Regions from separate parts of the Mus musculus genome. Here region 2 is linked to region 1. A link is a loop called in an ENCODE intact Hi-C map of the cell type or tissue named here. Cell type or tissue: left cerebral cortex. All regions are shown on one strand. Links, peaks and the distances in the headings refer to the core of each region. The heading gives the core; the rest is flanking DNA.

The links. A loop is a pair of places that touch in the nucleus more often than their neighbours do. Peaks named below come from ENCODE experiments on the same cell type or tissue, not always from the same donor. Only the 100,000 strongest peaks of a DNase experiment are listed, where the experiment ranks them.
Region 2: a loop joins it to region 1, with 2.4 times the contacts of the local background. A loop is called at or near these places in 6 of 42 quality-filtered maps.

What each region holds. Positions count from the first base shown.
Region 1 is chr16:94,082,067-94,090,485 of GRCm38, forward strand. It overlaps Sim2 (single-minded family bHLH transcription factor 2), which reads left to right and starts at 3,194. Exons shown (of 11, transcript NM_011377.2): 1 at 3,194-3,924. The coding sequence starts at 3,750. It overlaps Gm31175 (a long non-coding RNA gene), which reads right to left and starts at 3,078. Exons shown (of 6, transcript XR_876272.2): 1 at 2,958-3,078. In left cerebral cortex, for the core only: no CTCF peak of the experiment used is centred there; DNase peaks (open chromatin) are centred at 4,970 and 5,054.
Region 2 is chr16:94,253,759-94,262,177 of GRCm38, forward strand. All of the region lies in intron 5 of Hlcs (holocarboxylase synthetase (biotin- [propriony-Coenzyme A-carboxylase (ATP-hydrolysing)] ligase)), which reads right to left. Among named protein-coding and RNA genes, the nearest start is that of Hlcs, 32 kb to the right of the region's middle. In left cerebral cortex, for the core only: a CTCF peak has its summit at 5,172; DNase peaks (open chromatin) are centred at 356 and 5,185.

The sequences.
Region 1 (8,419 bases), core at 310-8,309:
TGGCAAGAACAGACCCAAACATCTGAAGCGGAAAATTCAAACAGATGTGGGGCAGCCTGGCCCCACCCCCTTTCTTCTTGGGGCCCAAATTTCATCCAGATTAGTTTTCCTAATGGAAAATTTCTAAGAGGTGGGGCTGGTGGGCTGGGCTTCTGGTGCAGATTGAGAGCTGGGTGCCCAGCCAGCAGGATCAGTGGGTCACTTCTTCACACCTTCCCTCTGCAGGCTCCTACCAGCCAGTAATTTATAAGTGGTACCCGAGATCCTAGGGTCTCTTCAGCTCTGCCTCTTTCCCAGGGCCCAAGGCTGGTGCTGATGTTTGCTGCTTAGCTTTAGCTTCAGTGAGCAGACCCTTTCTCCAGTCCTGGAGTCAGAGACAAGTAATAGATGTACTAAACTATGGTCAGCGCCAATTAAAACTTGTTCAGGGTCTGGCACGGTGCCTCAGTAAGTAAAATACCAACTACACAACATGAGGATCTGGGTTTGAATCCCCAGAACCCATGTAAAGAGGGAAGAGGGATCAGGGGTTCTATAATGTCAGCACTGAGAAATGGAATGGAGACAGACGGGCAGGCTGGGCCTCACGTGCCCATGGTCTTGCTGAAATAAGGATTCCTCGTGACCTACATATACCCATGCATACAACATATTCTCCTCCTCCTCCTCCTCCTCCTCTTCCTTCTCTGTCTCTCTCTGTCTCTCTCTGTCTCTCTCTGTCTCTCTCTGTCTCTGTCTCTCTCTCTCTCTGTCTCTCTCTCTCTCTCTGTCTCTCTCTCTCTCTCTCTCTCTCTCTCCTCTTTTCCATGTCAAACGGAGCTGCTGAATTAATTCTGTCTCGCAATAATAGACTGGATGTCTGGAGCCTTGCCCTGAAAACCCCATGCTCCAACTCCCGACTACAGGGACCCATCTTCATTATTCCACATAGACTTAAACTCCTTCCTAGCTGCAAATCCTCTAGTACTGAGATACCCGCCCAGAGACTTGGACTTTAGACGGTGGCGCTGGGGACCCTAGTTCTGGGGAAGTGTGGTGTTAACCAATGTTTGATGTTTGGAGAAGGACTTATGTGGAGCCTGTCTGCTGGGCCTGGAGCTACCCCATACCCACTTCAATAGCGTTTGCCATCTCCTCCCTAAAGTCAAAACGGCCTCCACTGCGAAAATCCAGTCGCAAGAGTTCAGATGCGCTTTCCTGTTACAAACTGGGAAATTCGTTGAGAAGTTTCAATTCTTGTTGCTTGCCGGGTTTCTCTCACCTCCACTTAGCCATGTTTCTATGATCTGGGTAATCCCTTTCAAGCCGGGGAGGAATTCTCGGGAGTCCATAATTGAGGGTCGGGAATCTGGGGCGTGGGAGAAGCGTTAAACCCTATGTATCTGCAGAGTGCAGGGCTCATTCCTCGGAGGTCTGCGAAGCGGCGCCAGAGTGGGTCCGCCGTAGCAGGGTGGCTCCGCAGCCCTTACTTGCCCGGAGCGGCTAAAGGCACAGTGCCCCACCGAACTCCCGACAAGGGCTGCAGGTCTGGGCATTGGGTACCCGCACCACCGGCAAACGTGCTCCGTACACGTGCACCGTACTACTGCAGGACCCAGAAAATCCTGCAAGCGCAGAACCCAGCTCCAAACTCAAAGCAAACTCCAAACTTGAGCTCCAAACTCAAGCGCGAAGCGTGAGCACCTCCGTGCTCCCGCCTGGTGCGACTTCACGCCACCTGGCGCACCGGTTTTTTCCGTTTTGTTTTTTTTTTTTTTTTTTTTTTTTAATTAAGGCGCGAAGGGCCGGGGTTTGTGAACCGCCCGAAGCCCCACGACAGTCTACAACTCCTCGAAGGCCTTCGAACTTCGGGTTTTCAAATGGGGACCCAGAAAAGACAGAAGAATCTGCTTCACGCGAGTGGTTAGGAGGCCCAGCTCCCCCGGCGCGGGTGGGGAAGTCTGCAGGACCAGGAGCTGGTCGGCCTGCAAGCTTTTCTCGGGCTTGGAAGAGGACTGGAGGGAGAGGAATGGAGCAGTGGCCAGGATATGGAAATCCCGTGTCGGGCACTGGGTTTCCAAGGTCAGACTCTCTGCATCCTATAACTTTACAGCCACCAAGCGAGCCACGGGGTCCACGACGACAAAAAGAACTGCGCTGAGACCTCTCTGCGTCTCTGTCTGGGATCCAAGACGCCTGGGAAATGGCATCTGACCCGCGTCGGAAGATTTAGGCTCCAAAGAGGAGTGTGGATGGGTTCGGGCGACCGCGACCGCCTGAGCGCCCGAGGGGACTGTAGTGCCGGCATCTATCCGGGCCTCAGCAGCAGGGAAGACACAAGATTATTTAACCTAGTGTGGCGCAGTGGGAGAATGCTTGCACTCAGTGACTGAATCTCCCTTCGCCAGCTACCTCTGCTCCACTTCTGAGGGTCGCATCAGCGTTCCCGGTTACCAAGGCTCTATTATTGTCGACCTGAAGCTTTGGCCCAAAGTCGATTGCCCTGTTGCCGCTAGCGCCCCTTGGGTTCAGCGCTCCCGCGTGCCCTCTGGCCCACCCCGTGTTCTCTCTCTCTCTCTCTCTCTCTCTCTCTCTCTCTCTCTCTCTCTCTCTCTCTCCCTCTCTCTCTCTCTCTCTCCTGGAAGGCGTCGTGCACGCGTGCGTGTGGATGAGTGGAGGGGAAAGGAGTAATTTTTCCTCGGGCCACCCCTTTAGACTCGCGGATCGGCCACCCAAGGAAGGTGCAAGTGTGAGACCAGGATTGCCACCCCGTCGCCGGGCACTTAGCCAGCTGTTAGCGCCGCCTTTTCTGGGCCGCGCCCGCGGGTGACCTGCCCGGAGCCTCCGTGGAAACCAGCACTGCAGCCCTCCCTCCTTCCTTCTTTACCGCGTCGGCCGCTCATCCTCGATCCCAGGCCCTGACACTCAACCTCGGAGCGGGTAGGCGCGACGCTTCTCGTGCACTCACCACGGCTTACCTTACCCCGGGAGCGCGCCGGTCTCTCGTGGGGACAGTCCCTGGAGGTGGCGACGCGGAGGCGCGCCGGCGACTCACGGGCCGCGGCGGGGGTCGGAGGCGAGGCTCACCGCCCCCGCCACGGCCCCTCCCCTCCCCCCTCCCGCGGTCCCGCGCAGCCCAGTCTCCGCCCGAAGGCGGGTCTGCCATAAACAAACGCAGCTCGGTCACACGTGGACCGCGGAGCAACTGCGCCCCGCCACCGATCGCGGGCTCCGGACGACCGGACTAAGGAAGCCGGAACCGCCGGGGAGGGCAGGAAAGCGCACCGAGCTCAGGCTTGGCACTGGCCACTGCCACCTCGCTCCGCTCCCGCCCCATGGCTCCGCGGCGGCCGCCGCCGCTGCCGCCCTTGCCTTCCGAGGGCCCTCGCGGCAGCGGGTACAAGCCCTCCTTTAAGGACTAAACAGGGTCGGCGCCTGCTCGCCCGCCAACCACAGCCCCAGGAAGGTCGAGGCGGGAGATACTGGAGACCAGAAGGAAGAGCGAGCTGGGATCAGGTCCACACGGGACGGTCCAGCCTCCAGCCTCAGACAGAGAGGGGGGCTGCGCAGCTGGTTTGCGACGGACTCAGGGCTGGCGCCTTGCAGAAGACGTTGGGTGCTCCAGGCCGGTCTCCCGCACCTGCCCGAGCCCGGCACCCCGACTCACCTGACCCCTGGCGTCCCTGTCCCCATTCCGGCTGCCGCAGCCCAAGCGGGACTCCGCGGGCCTGGAGCGCAGCGAGGTCTAATATGCCCAGAGCCGAGGCGCGATGAAGGAGAAGTCCAAAAATGCGGCCAAAACCAGGAGGGAGAAGGAAAATGGCGAGTTTTACGAGCTGGCCAAGCTGCTCCCGCTGCCTTCGGCCATCACCTCGCAGCTGGACAAAGCGTCCATCATCCGACTCACCACCAGCTACCTGAAGATGCGCGCGGTCTTCCCGGAAGGTGAGGCTGCAGGTGGGCGTCCGAGGCGCGGGGGAGCTGAGCGGCCGGCTGCAGAAAGGAGGCTTCCGTGCGCGGAGAAGCCCGCGCGGCCTCCTGGCTACCGTGGCCGCGTCTGGGGAGGCCGCGCCGGGGCTTCGGCCCAGGCCTAAGCTAAGGCTGAGGGACAATCCAATCACGTATAAGCTCTGGGCAGAGTCGGGAAAACCAAGCGTTATTCCTGGGTTAGTGTTTGCCAAGCTGACACAGGCAGGCTAGTTCGTTCCGGTTGTTCTTTCCCCCTTTCCTTTCTTTCCTGGCCCTCTCCTCCTCTCCTTTCACTGGCTTCTCTTTCTTTCCTTCCTTCCATACCAGTCCATGCTGGTCTTCTCTCTCTCTCTCTCTCTCTCTCTCTCTCTCTCTCTCTCTCTCTCTCTCTCCCTCTTTCTCTTTCTTTCTCTCTCTCTATCTCTCCTTCTTCTTCTTCTTCTTCTTCTTCTTCTTCTTCTTCTTCTTCTTCTCCTTCTCCTTCTCCTTCTCCTTCTCCTTCTCCTTCTCCTTCTTCTTCTTCTTCTTCTTCTTTCTTCTCCTCCTCCTCCTGCTCTCTCTCCATTATAATTTTTTCCCTTCTCCTTACTTCTCTCTCGCCTCTGCTTTTGCTCCCCCCTCCTCCATTTCTCTCTTTTTCTGCTGGTGGACAAGGACTCGCTGCTCTATCCTCTCTGAGCTGCTGAATGCACAGGAAGGCCCGCGCACCGCAGGCCAACGCTGAGGCTCCGAGAGTTTGTGAGCAGATTCGAGTGAGAGACTCCTATATCGTTTTCCCCAACTTGCCTCCCTTTGCTCTGGGAAACGATGATACGGGCAGGAGGACAAGAAACTGGATAAGCTCGGACGCTGCCGTTAAGAGAAAAGGGATCATTTCAAAAGTGGCGGGTGGGCCTGAGTGTAACATCTCAGGATTTGAAAGCGCTACAGCGGGCAATTGTCACCGGGCCGCAGCTCTCCTGTGGACGCTGGTTTGTAGGAAATAGCGGCCTGCTGGATGGACACTCTCCAGCGGGTGACGGGCGGCTGGGTCAGGCACCGCAGTGAATCAGGTCTGGGGTCTGTGGCTGGGGCTGAGGGATTCTGACATTGTCAGAAAGCACCGGGCTCCGAGGCCTGTTGCCTCCAGCACCTCCAGGCTTTAGGGCTGGTAGTGCAGAGCAGGCCTCTCGGAAAGCCAGCGCCGCGGAAGGAAGACAGAGATTTGGAGAGTCGTTGCTCTGGTGGCGACAGGTGTCCCTGGGCCACAGGGCTTCTCCACCAGTGCTGTTGCGCGGGGTCAGTAAGCCCCCTCTGCGGCTGCCTCCCACGGCCTGTGTTTACTTTGTCTGAGTCTTAGCTGAATTTTCCTCCACCACAGTGGTGAAGCTCGGCTGTCTGGTCCGCGGGTGCCAGCCTCCAGTCCGGAGGGGCCCGGGAGTAAGCGCCGGCGAACTTAGAGCACCCGGGAGCTGAGGTAGCGAGAGGCGGTGGCTCGGCCCCTGCCCGGCAGGCCCACTTCGGGAGGGCCCTGCTCCAGCACCCTGCGGTCCTAAAGCATACCCAGCTGGGCCCAAGGGACGTTCCTCGGGGTTTCTCCCCCTGCGCTGAAAGTTCTTGGTCCTGGCTCCCTGCTGTCAGGACCCCTGGGTCTGAGAAGGAGAGATGATTTGCTGCTGTCTGAAGTTTCCGTGGAAGGTTAAAATATGGAATTAGGTTTTACAACAGCAGCAACTTTTCGTTGGTTTCTTTTCCACCCGGAAGAGTGGTGTTAGCCGATGTTCTACAAGGAGCCTTCCTATCCGCTTGCTACAAAATAGGCTTCGAGATCAGGCCTCCTGCCTTGAGGAGGTTTTAAAACCCTCCTGGGTTTTAAAAATAAAAATTATCAGAAGAGTAAACGGTATGTTGTCAGTTATTTCAAACAAACCAGAGATTAACTGGCGGGGGAGGACTGCGGGTAAAGGACTAAGTAAGCTATTCTTGTTTGGGAGCTAGCCAGCAAATAAGGACACTGCTGTGTGTATAGCACAGTAGCCATTTAAATAAGCTCTCAGTCTGGTGTGTATAAGAAGGCACTTGGCTGCGTTCTGGGTTCCTGCGGGAGTGGGCCTTCTGTGGGCACTGCCCTGAGCAAGCGTCCCCAGTGCATTGCTCAGACGCTGCCCAATTGGGGGTGGGGTGGGGGAGGGCACCTCTGCTTCATAGAAGGTGACTCTAAAGCTTGATACTCCTTGAAGGGGTCAGCCTGGTACCATTTAGCTCTAGAAATGGCTCCGAAATTGTGAGGCCAGCAAAAGGAAGGAGGCAATGCCTTAACTCCGACACCCCTTCCTAGCAATGCTGTCACAGGAATGCTTCGGAGAAAGGGTAGCCTAGGTAGGGTGTAAGGAACTCACTGCTCAATCACTTGGCACGGTGGCACCCGTTCTCACGCTGTCTGGGGCAGTCTTTGTCTTTGGAAGTAGCTCTGTTATGCAAAATAATGTACTCCCTTCTCCAGAGGTGTTCTTGTAATTGATTTAACCTGTTTTGGGGAAACCAGGGTCAGGGTCGGCTGAGGACGGTTGCTTTGAAGTCAAACCAAGACCATGGCTCTCAGGGTCTTAGTGGCCAGGGCAGTACTGGACACCGGCAGGATCTTTTTAGATCAGTTCTTCCACACAAGTCGAAAAGACTCTGAGCAAGAATCTATCCGCCAAATACAATTTTTGCCTTGAGCAAGGGTGTTTACTGGGTAAAGAAGAATCTAGAAGAGCAGCTTGGGACTTTGGAAGTGGGAAGAATTAATGCCTCAGAGCAGTGGGGTCTCTGTGCCGAAACCTTTAATGCAGTTCCTCATGCTGTGGTGAACCCCAACCATGAAATTATTTTCATTGCTACTTCATAACTGTAATTTTGATACTGCTATGAATCGTGACCCACAAGTGAAGAACCGCTGGGCTGCCGCTGCCGCAGTGGAACCCTTCCTAGCTGGGAAATGTGAAGCCAAAGGCGGACAAGCCCACCGACCATCCAGCTTATGCTGTAACTGCGTGGCAGGCGGTAACGGTATGGTATGGCAGGCAATGATGAATGCCTATACTCCAGCAGTACAGAGACCAGTAGAAAGAGAAACTGGAAAGGGTCAGGCAGCGAGGTCTCCTGCAGCTTGGGGAATACCTCCAGTTATTTCTGGGGGCTTGAAGACAATTCTGCCTTCTGTAAAACAGGCTCATTGAGTACTCAGTATTTGCACAGCATTGTTGTGGATGCAGGTGAGAAAAGAGCTGAGGAATCTTGCAACCGAAAGGGAACACTACTTTGTTGTTGTGCGCAGAAACACCTGAATAGCAAGGGTACAGGGGCAGCTGTCTGGTGTCTAAAGACCTCTCCTTTCTATCTCTCTGTTTTCTTTCCAGTGCTAAACTAATATGGGGTGGAGGGGGCATCTCATCAAGGCTGGCTTTGTAACAAGGGCTAGAGATAGGGAAGAGCGGGTCACACTTCAGTGGGTAAACAGAGCTGTGGCAGCCTGAGCTGTGTTAGGTCACATGGTCCAGCTTCTGGAGGAGCTTTTCAATATGGGGCGGATAGAGGTGGCTAATTTTGGGGAGCCAGAGCCATCCCTGCTGTAGATTCCACCAATCCACCTCCTGCAGGAGAGACCCAATGAGCTTCCCCTTAGTTAGTGAGCATTCTTCCTCTGGACCCTGGCAGGAGAGACTGGCCCAAGACTAGGCTCAGGATCAGGAGTCTCCATTCCTGCCTTCTTATCATGTGGGAAGGGGAGAGGCATAGGTGCCTATCCCAATGTACTTAAGAGAAAGCAATACACACACACACACACACACACACACACACACACACACACACACACACGGGTGGGGGGTGGGGGGAGGTAGTGTTCAAGGTCTGAATTTTACCAAAACCAAATTCTTTGGCTTTTAAATTCAGTTGCACACACACACCCTCACCTCTGTCAAAATACCCACAGGCACTGGACTTAGGTCATGCTTTCTCAAAATGATTTGATTTCAAGACTTTGGCGAGGACACTCTTGCCCTATGCCTATGCGCACACGCCCATCTGTCTTTACAACCATTTCTTTATTCGCACTTTGAGGCCTGAAGCTCCCAGGTCAGTCCAGCCATGGCCTGCTATGCAGCCCCTGGCTTTGGAGCAGGAGAGAGAGAGAGTCTGGCACTGCAGACTGGGAATGCAGCTCACAGAAAGAAAGCTTCCCCTATGGACCCTGGGCTCTGCCAGGTAGCTTTCTTCTGGGCACCACTGGTGGGTACCACACTTAAACTAGGGCTAAGTATTTATTCAGCCTTGGAGGTTGTTATCTCAGGGGTCTTTGGCCCTGGGGTCAGAGTGTGTACACTCTTGCCTGTGGTGGGACACCCAAAGCTTGAAGCCAACCCTTTCCTTGTCCCAGCAACCCAGGAGGAGGTCTTCTTTCGGGCATCCCTACTCACCACCCACCATCAGCATCTCTTGACCTGCTGAA
Region 2 (8,419 bases), core at 211-8,210, 170 kb after region 1:
CAGATACTCACATTCCTGCACTGACAGGAATTCCTGGCCACAGGGCCAGGCCTTGCCAGTTACCATGGGTGCCTACCACCGGCCACCTTGAATCCAGGTCTCACCTCTGCACCTGATCACAGGGCCTTTTGATGGTGCCCCCTAACCCAGTACCAGTGTGGGCTATCTCCTAGGGATGTGTCTGTCGGACCTGAGAGAGAAAATTCTGCTGGTAAGAACGTTCCGAGATTTAGTAGAAACGGCTTCAGTCGGCTTCCCAGGAGGTAACGAACGGCACAATGCAAACCCGCTCACACATGGCAGCTATTAGGGAGCTAGTGTAGGAGACAGAAAGCATTTGCTCTTGGAGGATTTTTTTATTCCAAATGAGCCTGCTTCCCATCCACAAATCTGTGACTGCATAAACGCTGGATATAAATAGTCTATGGAAACAGAGCCGCCCTTCCTAGCCACGGCGTAACCGTGAGCAAGCGGCTGCAGAGCTGCGTGGACCTCCACCAACCCCTCCAGATCCTACCGTAAAAAAAAAAAAAAAAAAAGTCGGCTCAGAGAAAACCAAAATCATGCGCTGAAACTCAGCAAGGCCTGGCCGGGAAGCAACAGGAGCCGCGTTTGTCTTGTGGGCATCTCCTTCTCCCGTGAGCAGTTCTCTCCTGCCTGATGTTTGCCCTCCAGTGTGGACCCCGAAGGCAGCTTTGGAACATGCTTGTGAGAACAAGATCCACACACAAAGGCAGGTCACCCAGTAGCTCAAAGGCTCCTCGCAAAAACAGCCTGTAAAAAGGAGACTGAGGACAACACCCCGTGAATTCCGCTTTTTGCATTTCGGAGTTAAAAGGGATTGTGTGGCCTTTACACGGGCATTGTACTTGATAACAGGAAGTCAGTCAAAATGAACAAAAAAAAAAAAAAATTCCAGTATTGGTGGGGAGAGAAAGAAGAAAAGAGAGAAAGGTATATGAAAGGCCCTTGAAAACATTCGCAGCTATAAAAGCTTTTAAATGTTGGCTTTAATCTGCCAGCTGCTCTGGGCTGTTCTGTAAAGCAGCCGCCACAAGACCTCAGCAGACGCACGCACACCAGGAGCCACCCAGTGCACCTGGGACCCCGACTTTCTCTCCGATTTGGATCTCCAAAGAAATATTTCTTTAACTGTATTTTAAAGTATTGCTAGAAGTTTGTCCCTTATTTAAGATTCAGAACTAGGCCTAAAGGCCACAGGAGGGAGGGGAGGGCTCCATGTCAAAACTGTGCTTAAAAAAAAAAAAAAAATCTGTCAGGTAGAGATTTTTTTTTTCTTAAATGGAATATTGAAATTTAAAAAGCAACAACACTAGGCACTTTAGGCTCCAAACAGCTAGTTCACAACCTGGGAAGACAGCTCGGCGAGCACAACACTGGCAGGGTGCAGTGGAGAGGCAGTAGCTCTAATGCAGGGGATGCAGCCAGGGGGTCCCTGGAGCTATTAGGCAGCTAGGCTAGCCGAAACATGGGGAGAGCCATGTTCAGGGAGAGACCCTGTCTCCCAACAACAACAACATTACCATTGCATAGAGAAGTGATTGCAGACAGACAGATCTCGGTCAGTCCCTGGCTGCCCCACACGCTTGCCAGGTTAATGCAGCCATACTTGCATATATCACCCCGCAACACAGTTTTGTTTTTAAATACTAAGAAGAAAGAACCCAACTTTCAGGCTGAGGACACAGCTCGGTAATACAATAGTGAGGCCCTGGGTTTGATTCCCACCTAAGTAAATAAGTAAATGAAAGCTCAGGTTCCCCATGCCAGGGATGGACGGATGGATGGACGGGCAGGCAGGCAGGCAGGCAGGCAGGCAGGCAGGCAGGCAGGCACCTCATCCTGCCTATTGGGGAGTCCAGATGAGACCATGAAGCACATTAAGAAGACGCGGTTAGCCAAAAAGCATGTCATCAAGATAAGAAATGACTGTGTCTCCCAAACTGCCCCAGCACCTGGCCCACCCTCATTAGCTCCCAAATATTTGCTGAATGAAGTGGCCAGTGCAGACAGAAGGGAGGTCCCGCATGGAATGACTTAGTCTACATTCTGTCATAAAGCAACAAGACCAGAAGAGAAGCTTGCAGTTCGTGACAGCTATGTGTTAAAACACCACACTAAACACCTTCAATGTGAGCAATTGAAAATGAATTTTCAGGAAGGGATTCCCTGGGCAGAAAGGCCACACTAAGGGCTTTCTGATACATCTACAAATATAAAAAACGATTCTCACCAACAACAGCCAATCACCAACAGGAGCTGGGGTCTGAGGAAGGGAATAGAGTTTCTTTGTTTATGATCTTGGGTTGAATCAAAATGGAATATTGTAACCCTTTTCTGTCTTTAAGCATGTACTGATTCATGCCACGACTCCCACAGCACCGACATCACACACACACACACACACACACACACACACCACCAGCACCACCACCACAATCATGACTCTACCCAGCTGCTTTATCAACAAACTCAGTTGTCGCTTCTTGTTATGGTTACATCTTGATCCCAAGGGCAAGTAACTGGACGCCCTCAAAGAGCTCCTGCCAAGCAGGAGTCCAGCGGGAGTCTCCCAGGTCACCTACACATCACTGCGCCCAGCCTCGTGCACACCTAAGAAAGCAAAACAAAAACAAAAACAAAACAAAACAAACAAACAAAAAAATGTGTGTGTGCTCCCTAACTGAGTGGGAAGCCAGGCCGGGGGAAATCTGCAAACAGCCTGGGTTCCTCACAGCAATGGCAGTTCCCCTTGCTAGAGGTGGGGGGTTCCTCAGAGAAGTGGCAGCCCCCCTGGCTAGAGGTGGGGGTTCCTCAAAGCAATGGCAGCTTCCCTTGCTAGAGGTGGGGGTTCCTCAGAGCAATGGCAGCCCCCCTGGCTAGAGGTGAGGCGTCCATGCTCTTCTGCATCCTCTGGCCACCCGGGAAACATCAACATGTCACACGGACAGGGATGGTATGAGATGGAAGGTGGGGGTGGCTCTAAATCCCAGCTGGCCTAGCCGTTCCACAGGAGCCGCCAGAGACTCCAGTGTGTCCTCCTCCTTGTTGCCCTCCCTCGGACAGAGATTAGAAGGCAGGGGAACAAGACAGTTTTCACTGAAAAAAGAAGTCTGCTTTTATTTATAAAATTATTATCTTTTTACATAAAATAAATGTTTAAGTTTTCCTACACAACATCACAGAAATGGGTTCCTTCTCTGTTTTTTCCTTACAAAATGTGTGTCTCCCACGGCATACCCCACAGTGATGCTGCATTCCTGCCAACACTTCTACTGGATGGAGGGCTGACAGGAAGGCCACCATGTAATGCTAGCCCATAATGTATCTTACATCAAGCGTTCGGCCCGTCAGCCTGACCTTCGCTGGCCCCTGTATGGGTTTATTCATGGAGAAGTAGTGCGGAGGGTTCTGGGTCACCCCAGCAGGAACAGGGCTCCAGTCGTGACTAGTCCAGCAACGCCTTCTGCTCACACGGGTGAGCACCAGTGAGGCACCCACACACCAACCCTGGAGCTCACTAGTAAGCCGGGCAGCCATGACTGTGACATGCCACTCACAGGAGTCAAACAGCCCACTGGCAACGCTACACCCCCTAAACCAGCGGTTCCCAACCCTCCCAATGCTGCGACCCTTTAGTATAGTTCCTCATGCTCTGGTGACCCCCAACCATAAAATTATCTCAATGCCGCTTTATAACTGAAGTTTTGCTACTGTCATGAATCAAAATATAAATATCTGATATGGAGGATATTTGCTACCCAGATTGAGGATGACTGCTCCCAATAATTAAGTCAGATGTCAAATTTCAACCAAGTGTCAGAGTCCAAACAATCAGGTTTTAAGTACATGTGAGAGGCTTCCAAAGTTGATGACACACTAGCTTGTTTTTTTACTTATTAATAACTAGCTTGGCTCAATATGAAAGTAACATACATCTATCATAGACAATTTTGAAAAATATAAAGAAAACTTTGAAGTGTTATTAAATTACATTAAGCTTACCACCAGAATGTGTATGTATGTATGTATGTATATATATATATATATATGTATATGTATATGTATATGTATATGTATATATATATACACACACACATATATATGCATTTGTACATGTGTGTATGTTTGTATATAAGTGTGTTTGTGTGTGTATATGTGTTTGTGTATGTATATGTTTGTTTGTGCATGTATGTATATGTATATGTATGTGTATGTGTATACATGTACACGTGCATATGTGTATGTGTATACACGTGTATGTTTTTGTGTGTACATGTGTGTGCATGTGCTTGTGTGTGCATGTGTGTATACGTATGTGTATACACGTGTATATGTTTTTGTGTGTACATGTGTGTGCATGTGCTTGTGTGTGCATGTGTGTATACGTATGTGTATTGTGTGTGCGTATACATGTGCATATGTCTACACACCGTGGCTCTTCCAGTCTTCTTTTAGTGGACCCAGGTACACAGCATGCGGTGTTGTTGGTTTTCAATATACTGGCCTCAGCTGCAGGCCTGACCTTCCACCTGTCCCTGGGAGGATGGATCAGATGTAAAGACCCATGTCGGAAGGAAGGCAGCGTGGCAAGGGAGCCGCCCCTCAGCAGAGCCCTGCTTTGCCCTGCCTTCCCAGTGGTCTCACCAGTCACCATGGTGGGGCTTTACTAAGGTGGTCCAATGCAGGTCTTGGTGTTCAGGTAGGAAGGGAATTCTCAGCAAATAGCGGACACCAAGGGTCCCCAGTTTCTCTTTGTATCACGGTGGGTGACACAGAAACATGGGGTGGAGGGGATGTCATAAATCTTGCGAGCTTCTTGCCGTCAAGAGCAGCGTCAGGGCTCAACGCTGAGTAAACACAGCTGCTCCTCAGTGGAGGTATTTAGATAATTTCTCTATTTATTTTGTTCTTTCACGTCTTGTACTAGAACGGGACTTAATATTGAATAAATGTTGAATGAATGGATGGATTTTATGAACTGTGGCATTGAAATGACTTCTACAGACCCAAAAGAAAGTGCCACCAATATAGTAGAAAATGTCCAAATTACACTATGTGACACTGATATATGGAGAATAAATTAAATTTCTGAACAGTTACAGTTAGAGGGGGTTTGTAACTCAAGTTGCCTAGCTCAGCAGCGACATCATGTGGTGAGAGCGTGGGTTTCCATGAGCAGAGAGCTTTACAGGAAGCAGGAAGTCTGCACAAACTCCTAAGGCATGCGGCAGGTCCAATGGATGGGAAAGGCCAGGATCCTCCTCCTGTACCTTTCATCCAAGAGAGGTCAATGAGACCTACTGTGCACAGATGCAGGAAGAGAGGTCAGTGAGACCTACTGTGCACAGATGTATGAAGAGAGGTCAGTGAGACCTACTGTGCACAGATGCAGGAAGAGAGGTCAGTGAGACCTACTGTGCACAGATGCAGGAAGGAAAATCAAATTGCCTCTTGGGTTTATAAACTGAGCTGCACAGGAACTTGAAGTGGCAGCCTCAGCATCGGGACAAGGGCAGGGCGAATCTTCTGTCTGCCCCCCGCCCTCCGCCCAAAAAAACCCACCTCTTACTGTTTCTATTTTCAAATAGTTTGGAGAACTTTTGCTCCAAGAAAACACAACACTTGATCAGTACTAGAAAAGGAAAAAACCCTGACCTCTGATCAGAGCGTTGAGAAATAACATCAACAAAGACACACCACGGTCACATGTGTGCTCAGTGCCCTGAATTCTCAACGTGAAACAGAAGTCAGTAAGAATGAAGCAGCCAGGAGGAATGACCATCCTCAGAGCTGACCTCAAGTCCATGAGGGAGACCGGGACCCGGAAAGAATCTCAAAACTATTCTTGCCAAGACTACATGTGTATGCTAGACAGAGCAAACATTGGCTTTCCCCTTTGACAAGAACTTCATCCCGTGGATCGTAAGTGGGTAAGCTAGCATTCCTCCAGCCAGCAAATGCCACCCCCACTGCCACTGGCTGCCACTGGACATTTTAAAGAGTCGAATTCACTCTATCTGCGTGTCTGCACACACATGTGTGCAAGTGAGTGTACATGTGTGTGGACACGTGTAGAACATGTGTGTGGTCACGTGTAGAAGCCACACGTCCTCTCATTTGTTCACCGCTGTATGTACCGAGGCGGGGTCTCTTGCTGAGCCCAGAGCTAGACAATCTGGCTCGTCAGCTTGCAGAGAGGCCCACCTCCACTCCCCACAGGCTGCAACTGCAGGCAGGCTGCTGTACCTATCCAGCTTTTTATGCAGATGTTGAGGGCACCAAGTAAGGCCCCATTGCGAAGACATCCAGAGCTTGTCCACAGTGTGTCCTCCTCAGTGCAAGAGCTGAGAGACTAAATACCCATTGCTCTTCAGGCAAAAAACTGCAGCTTAGGTATTTTAGCTGTACATGTTCTACCTAAAGAGTAGAACCTTCCCAGGAAAAGAAAACCCAAGGCTATCTTTCCTCTTCATTTCTCTGCTGTGGTCAAAAGGCCTACAGTCAGGCCTGGGAAAAGGGCAAGCAGACCAGGGGCAAGCCAGCCAGCGTTGCCCTCTGACCACTCAGGCTGCAAGCTTGCAGGGATCACACACTTAACCCCATCTCCAGTTCAATCCTCAATGCTCAGGAGAGGAAGGAAGGAGAGGGCCTAGGAGGCTGACGGTCATATTCCACTGAAGACAGGTGGCCTTGGCCCACACGGACAAGAACCTAAAGCTCTGAGGACTGCTGGCTCTACTTGGTAATTTTATGCCATAAATCACAGTCATAAGTTTTGCCATATGAACTGAACATGAAACAGCAATGAGTAACTTGGAGTTGGAATTCCTATGATGAAGACACAAACAAAAGCCATATGATTAATGCATTAGAAATGGTGCGAACTGCGGAGCCGGGCTTGGTGGCTCACATCTGCTGAGGCAGGAAGATCCCTGCAGGCTTAAAGGTGGCCCCTGCTACAGAGTGTGTTCCAGGCCGGTGTGGGCCAGTGAAAACTTGCCTCAAAAAAAAAAAAATGTTTAGAAATTAGATAATGAAATGTAATAAAAGAATGGTTTTTAAAGGACAAAAGAGCATCCTGTGTTGATATTAATTTTTCAATTGGAAGCATTTCCTTCCATTTCTTAGCCTAGATTCCGGGAACTTATTAAGCACATCATGTTTTCTTAACCCAATACACCTCTTAACAATCCAACCATCGCTGCATTAACTCGCTGCATTATCGTTTAAACTGCAGTGCTTACACAAGTCTCCCATGCTGCCTCCTTTGGTCCTCACACAATCCTCTCGGATCGTCATCTGTCTCTCTCTCCGTCAGTACGGTGCACCCACACAATGCCAAGCTCTGATCCACACAAACCAAGCTCGCCCAGGGGCAGCAACCAACCCAGAAGGCAGCGTCTCCCCTTTCCACAGTGCAGGCATGAAGGGTGGATTTTGCTCTTTTCAAGCGAAGCAGGTGGGTTCGGTGTGTGGCATCCCCTGGCCACCGAGCTTTTGCTGTATGTTAACATCACTAACCCCACAGACTGGCCTGCTGCTGGCTGAGAACTGAAAGAGCTCTGCAAAATCATTTGTCACTATGAATAAGAAATTGACAGCATGTCACCACGACGGGATTAGTAGGAACACACACCTGGAGAATCTGGCAGGCTGCCCAAAACCAGGTATCCCTCACAGACCAGCGATGAATACAGGTGGGAGGTGGACTCCGGAAACACTGCCAACACTTCCGTTTTCCTTTTAGACACGAGTGGCAAACATAACACCTAAAGCCTTCTAGACATCAGCACACAGAAGTAGTGATTTCCCGCCTACTGAGGAAAACCCAGATCAAAACAACTGGTTTCGATCCCAACTGATGGCAGAATCCACATCAGTCATGCTCAGGGAACTGGTTCCTGCGCCCCTTCCCACCGACGCCAAAAGCCAGAATCTCAAGTCTTATACAGAACAGCGCAGCATTGGCACATGGTCTCTGCATGTCCTCCTATAGACTTTAAGCAATCTCTAGGAGGCTAGAAACACGTCCTATGTTGCAAACGCTGTGTGAATACTTGCTACGCTGTACTGGGTATTGCTCAGGTAACGACAAGAAAAATAGTCCGTGCATGTTCAGGAGAGGCAGGATTTTTTTTTTTTTAGCATGTGTGTGATGTGTGTGTGTGTGTGTGTGTGTGCTGTGTTGTATGTGTGTGATGTGTTATGTACATATACACGTCTGTGTGTGTTCATAAAAGTCAGGGTAAGCATGCACCAAGGCACACACATGTCAGAGGACAAGCTTGGGTGTCCCTCTTCTCCCCTGCTGGAGACAAGGTCCCTTGCCATGCAGGGTGACTCCTGGCCAGGAGCCCTCGGGACTCTCCACCTCCGCCTCACATAAGGAGCACAC